Regions from separate parts of the Homo sapiens genome. Here region 2 is linked to region 1. The links are chromatin contacts, found by Hi-C or POLR2A ChIA-PET in ENCODE. All regions are on one chromosome and are shown on one strand. Each heading gives the region's core, a stretch centred on a gene start or an enhancer-like site at or near the end of the contact. The rest is flanking DNA. Distances are from core to core; before and after follow the strand shown.

What was found. Hi-C counts contacts between places; a loop is a spot of excess contacts on that map. ChIA-PET counts read pairs that join two places held with the same protein, here RNA polymerase II (POLR2A). Pooled maps may share reads with other maps.
Region 2: a loop to region 1 is called in a map with no recorded cell type, with 2.2 times the contacts of the local background. The contact joins the enhancer-like site here to the promoter of DNASE1L3 in region 1. A Hi-C loop is called at or near these places in 4 of 37 single-sample maps with no recorded cell type and 4 of 50 pooled maps. POLR2A ChIA-PET finds 5 or more read pairs at or near these places in 4 of 52 experiments (GM10248, H1, T-cell and 1 more).

The regions. Positions count from the first base shown.
Region 1 is chr3:58,209,638-58,212,462 of GRCh38, reverse strand. It overlaps DNASE1L3 (deoxyribonuclease 1L3), which reads left to right and starts at 1,491. Exons shown (of 8, transcript NM_004944.4): 1 at 1,491-1,697. The coding sequence starts at 1,557.
Region 2 is chr3:58,418,496-58,421,320 of GRCh38, reverse strand. The region is part of intron 17 of PXK (PX domain containing serine/threonine kinase like); the gene reads right to left. Among named protein-coding and RNA genes, the nearest start is that of PDHB, 14 kb to the left of the region's middle. Within about 2 kb of position 1,365, at least 13 of the 41 ENCODE cell types and tissues checked have a DNase peak (open chromatin) inside an H3K27ac peak, as active enhancers do.

The DNA.
Region 1 (2,825 bases), core at 242-2,741:
CCCATTCACCAAGAAAGACAATTAACCATTCCCTAGAGCTCCTTTTTTTTTGTTTTTGTATTTTATTGAGATGGAATCTCACTCTGTTGCCCAGGCTGGAGTGCAGTGGTGCAATCTTGGCTCACTGCAGCCTCTGCCTCCCAAGTTCAAGCCATTCTCCTGCCTCAGCCTCCCAAGTAGCTGGGATTATAGGCGCCCACCACCACGCCTGGCTAATTTTTGTATTTTTAGTAGAGACAGGGTTTCACCATGTTGGCCAGGCTGGCCTTGAACTCCTGACCTCAAGTGATCCACCCACCTCAGCCTCCCAAAGTGCTGGGGCTACAGGAGTGAGCCACTGCGCCCGGCCCAGAGCCACCTTTACCAGAGATTCAACCAGGCCTGAGGTCTTAGGTTGCAGACAACAGGGAGATTCATTGCAGCACGAACTCAGGAAACCATTTCCTTCCATGTACTATTTGGGGTTATCTTATAGAATTCCTGGCATGCTTGGCCAGTATGCTGCCTGGATGTATGTTGGGGATATATGTATAATTTTCCCTGTGGCTGTGGCCACAGACCCATCACCACAAGAGGGGTTGGTCCACAGATCCCGATGCTGGCTTGGAGTTATTCTTATTCCCTACCCTTTTCACAGAATTGTCTTTGCCAAAGTCCATTAATATACCTTGATTGGATTTTGCTTTTTTTTTTAATTTTTTTTTGCTTTACAGATCTTCATAGTTTCCTGCCCATATCTCTAAAAGTCATTTTGCTTGAGTTGATATCCTACAGTTCTTACAAGACCTTTCTCTCCCAGGGTCACACAACTCTCGCCAATATTAAATTAATATCAGCTTCAATCACGGGTCTCTCCATGGGTTTCACGGGCTATTTGCTCGCAGAGTCCAGGGACATTTTCCTCATCCATTCCATCAGATCCCCAATTGCTTTCTCTGGCAACACACTCCTAGTATTTGTACGGTAAAGCTGCCTAAAAAAATTAAGTAATTCAAACTACTCTTGACCTTACTTTACACCACCAGGGCAATTAGAGTCACAGTCTGGGTGTGTCTGAGGACAGCAGGCCGCCAAATCCCAGTGATTTAGAGAAAACCGAGCAGAATTTCCCATGCCTCCTGCCTCATTGTCCCCCAGCAGAAGGTTCCGTCACCCCAGGTGCCCTCTAGGGTGGACCACTTCCGAGTTCATCCACTGTCAGGAAAAGGCACATGGCATGCAACCGCAAGACCGATGACTAGATGTCAGAGCTGGCTCCCGGTTGGGATATGAGTGACTTTGTGGAGGATGGCGCCTAAATGAGGCATGCCAATTTCTGCACCAGGGTGACGAACATAAGGGCTCCTTAAAGGCTAGCCCAATGTATCTGTATTTCCTTGGGGATTAAAACCCATGATCTTCAGTTCCTCAGAGAACTGAAAGTTGCAAGGAGAAATCCAGTAATTCCTGTTATCTGCAGGCTTTATAAGTCAGTGGAGCCTGCGGAAGTGGCCAGAATCCAGCACTCCAAGCACTGCTGTCTTCTCACAGAGTCTTGAAGCCAGAGCAGCGCCAGGATGTCACGGGAGCTGGCCCCACTGCTGCTTCTCCTCCTCTCCATCCACAGCGCCCTGGCCATGAGGATCTGCTCCTTCAACGTCAGGTCCTTTGGGGAAAGCAAGCAGGAAGACAAGAATGCCATGGATGTCATTGTGAAGGTGAGCCCCTTTCCTGGGAGGAGGATCCCAGACACCCCTCACACCCTCTCTCCTGTCTGCAGACTTTAAGAGACTCAAGGAACTTAAAGTTGGCCCTTAGGGGGAATGTAGAAGCTGGCTTGGAACAATAACCACTTCAACTCTCTGTACCTCCTGCCGTCATCTTAAAACAGGGGTGATAACAATGGTTCCCTCCAGGGTTGCTGGGGGGACTACAGGAGTTGGCAAATGGAAAGCTCTTAATGTAGTATCTGGCTCATTATACGTTCCAGATAAGGGTTAGCCATTATGATTTTTATTGCTATTTATTGAATGCCTGTATCAGGCACTATAAGCACATGGTTTCACTTCATAATCTTTATGAAGAGGGACTATTACTCCCCATGTAGAGGTGATGAACAAAGAAAGATGAAGTAACCTTATACAGCTACTCCTTTTCACCAGCAAAGCCCAGCTCCTTTCTCTCTCTTTCCTTTTCTTCTTTCTTTCTTTTCTTTCTTTCTCTCTTTCTTTCTTTCTTTTTCTTTCTTCCTTTTTCTTTCTTCCTTTTTCTTTCTTCTTTCTGTCTTTTCTTTCTTCTTCCTTTCTCTTTTTCTTTGTTTCTTTCTTCCTTTCCCTTCCTTACTTTTTTCCTTCCTTCCTTCTCTCTCCCATCCTCATCATCCCTCCCTCTCTTTGTCTTTCTTTCTTCTTCTCCTCCTTCCTTCCTCTCTCCCTCTCCTCTACTTCCCCACTCCTTCCACTTTCGCTTACGCTTTCCTTGGGTGATATACCCAATGTCCGGGGACACTGCTTGCTTTCTCTGGAGTCAATTGACTCCCTTTATCCTACAGGTTAATTAATTTTTGATGCTGGCAACTTAACCCTTTCCCAGGACTCTGGAAAGGTACTTATTACCTTAGGAAACCTGAGACACCATGGTGTGGTAGGGGGGCCAGGAGCCCTGGGTCCAGATTCCACCTACCAGACTTGTGAGCTTGGGAGGCCCTGCCCCTCCCTGAACCACCAGCTCCCCTAGTAAAATGGCGACCACATCCAAATACCACCTGTAGCACTGGCTGGTGAAGAGAACTCAGGGTGCCTGAGGCACCCAGCAGAGCCTGCAGCAAGGTGGGTATTCATGAGCCA
Region 2 (2,825 bases), core at 116-2,615, 210 kb before region 1:
TGTGAGCCACTGCGCCTGGCTCCCTTCCCCACCGACTCTTAGGCCCATGTTAGCAGCCAGCAGTGGGTAATCTACAGTCTCTCTAATTCTGAGCTCCTTTGTGGTCACATACAGGAAGGGAGGCCAAGTGGCCATGAGACCACACTAGGGTAACACCAGACTTACCAGCCACCCTCAGGAGAGAACCGAAGCAGGCAAGCCCCCAGCTCTCGGGAGAACCACCTTCTCCTTTGGCTTCAGGCAGGTGAGGAGGCTGTACTCCTGTCACAGCTCGAGAATTATAAAGGATGCTTACAAAAGAACTGTTTTTCCCTACCGTCAGTTATAAAAGCCAGTAAGTTGTCTCCCTGTAACTAAGAGCTCAAGTGCCTAACACTCTTTCCTCTTCATCAGAGTAACTAGGAATCAACATTTTTGCAGCAACGGGACTTTGAGAGTTATGGTTTCCAAAATTAAAATATACCAAAATGCCATGCAGTTGATTTGCAGGTTTTAGAGCTGTATTTTAAAACTGAAATCAGAGTGAAAATGAAGATTTTGAAGGTCATGATGAAAATGAAATGAATATAGATGAAGTCACTGGGTGCTTTTTAAAGATGCTGTATTTCATTTAAATATTCAGATAAGGAAATAGTCTCAAATCTGCTTTCCCACTTGTTCATCACTTCAGCAATCGAGACACTTTGGGTCCTATTTCACACACAGAAACAGAGCATCTTTAAAGTCTGAGAAATCAGCATAGTTTACTTTACCGAAAATTCACGTTCAAAATGGTGCATGCTCTACTGAAAACAGCAAAGAGAGAGAGAGAAAGGGGGGACACAAGTCATTATTCAGATTTTAGTGTCATTTAATCAAATAGTAACAGACAGTAAAATATTAGTCTGAATCACAAGCTGATTATTCTCACTTCGAAACTAGGATATACTCAAATTAACCACAGCACTGGTTTGTAAACACGATTGTGAGCCTTTTAAAACATGGCAAACGTATTTATAGAATAACCAATGAGTCGCTTTTTGAGCCACCTAATGAGTCACTTTCTTCATGTTCTTTGTCCTCTGAGCCAGTTAGATACTATTTTTATTTATTTACAAGCATGACGCTCACTTCAGAAAAGCCATGAAGGTTTTACCTCTGAAGAGCAGAATGGATATGAGGAGTGTGCTTAGTTCTATTATTAAACAAGGACAGTTGATCAAGATGGGAGAAAAATGAAAACCCATAACTTTTTTCCAAGCAAGTCTTCTAGAGTCTACAATAGATTTGTCTCTTTAAAGTTGGGAGGAGTGTGAGCAGGCCTAAGGCCAGAGATCCTGGGCAAGCATCCTCAAGGCGGAAGCACTGGGCCCCTCCCTGAGGCCCTGTGAGCCCCTCCCTAGAGGCTGAATTGGGCAGTGAAACTTACTTAAGGCCATAAAGCCGTTTTAAAAAGGAAAGCAAGGCAAATGTTTTTCTTGTCTTCTTTTAAACTGACTAGATCCCCAGCTAAATGTGAAGGATCATGCTTTGGTAAATCTCAGAGTTCCTAATGAACCAACTCTGCCCCACAGCCTTTTCCTGGAAAGGGGCTGGGAAACGGAAAAGAGGCCCTCCAGCCTTCTCAGTACCATTGTTCCCCAAGGCTAGCCAGAGAAACTTGAATCCCTCCTTCTCCAAGGTGGGTCACAGAAACAGAACCCCTTTTCCCCAAAGCAAGCCATCATACCTAAAAATATTACTCTCCCTCCACCTTTCTGTGTAAAAACTGTCCATAAAGAAATAACTTGGCTGGGTGTGGTGGCTCACGCCTGTAATCCCAGCACTTTGGGAGGCCAAGGCGGGCGGATCACCTGAGGCCAGAAGTTCGAGACCAGCCTGGCCAACATGGCGAAACCCTGTGTCTACTAAAACTACAAAAAAGTAGCTGGGCATGGTGGTGGGCGCCTGTAATCCCAGCTACCTGGGAGGCTGAGGCAGGAGAATTACTTGAACCCAGGAGGCAGAGGCTGCAGTGAGCCAAGATCGAGCCATTGCACTCCAGCCAGGGCAACAAGAGTGAAACTCCATCTCAAAAAAGAAAAGAAATCACCTGACCTACCTTGTCTGACTATAGGTTGTAAGACCCCCATTCCAGAGAGAGTCCTGCCCATACCCAGAAGGAAGGAATGCTGCTCAGAGAGGCTGAGAAGAATCTAGACAGACAGACTTGCTGGGTTTCCCCACTCAGCCTATTAGCATTAGATCATAGCCTTTTCTTCCAATCATATTTCCACACAGCTGTCCATACTTTGTTGAACCTAAGCATAAAAATGGACAATTTTCCCTGTACCTTTGGGTCTTCATTCTGAAGGCTCCTGTGTATACATATTAAATAAACTTGTATGCCTTTTCTCTTATTAAATAAACTTGTATGCCTTTTCTCTTATTCATCTGTTTTGCGAGTTGAATTTTAAGCAGACCTTCAGAGGGCGGGCTCCCACACCTCTTCCTCTGCAGATTTGAAACTTCCCTTTCTCTCCACTCATTCTTGCAAACTGGGTTTTCTACAAACTGCCAGCTCTCTCACCTCAAAATTATTGGTTAAAACATAAACTACAAGCAAGAACAGCTAGAATTATCTGATTGCAAGACATTCGTAGTTTATACCTGATAGTGCTTTACCGCTTATAAAGCCTCGCCATGTATGCCATCTATCTAATAAAGAGCGAGACGTCTTTTAAAAGCCTCAAAGAACAGAAATTATTTGTCCAAGGTCATAGCGGGAATGTGGCAGAGCTAGGACTCAAGCCCTGGTTTACTGACTCAACATTCAGGGTTCTTTTCACACCAGCCAACAACAGTAT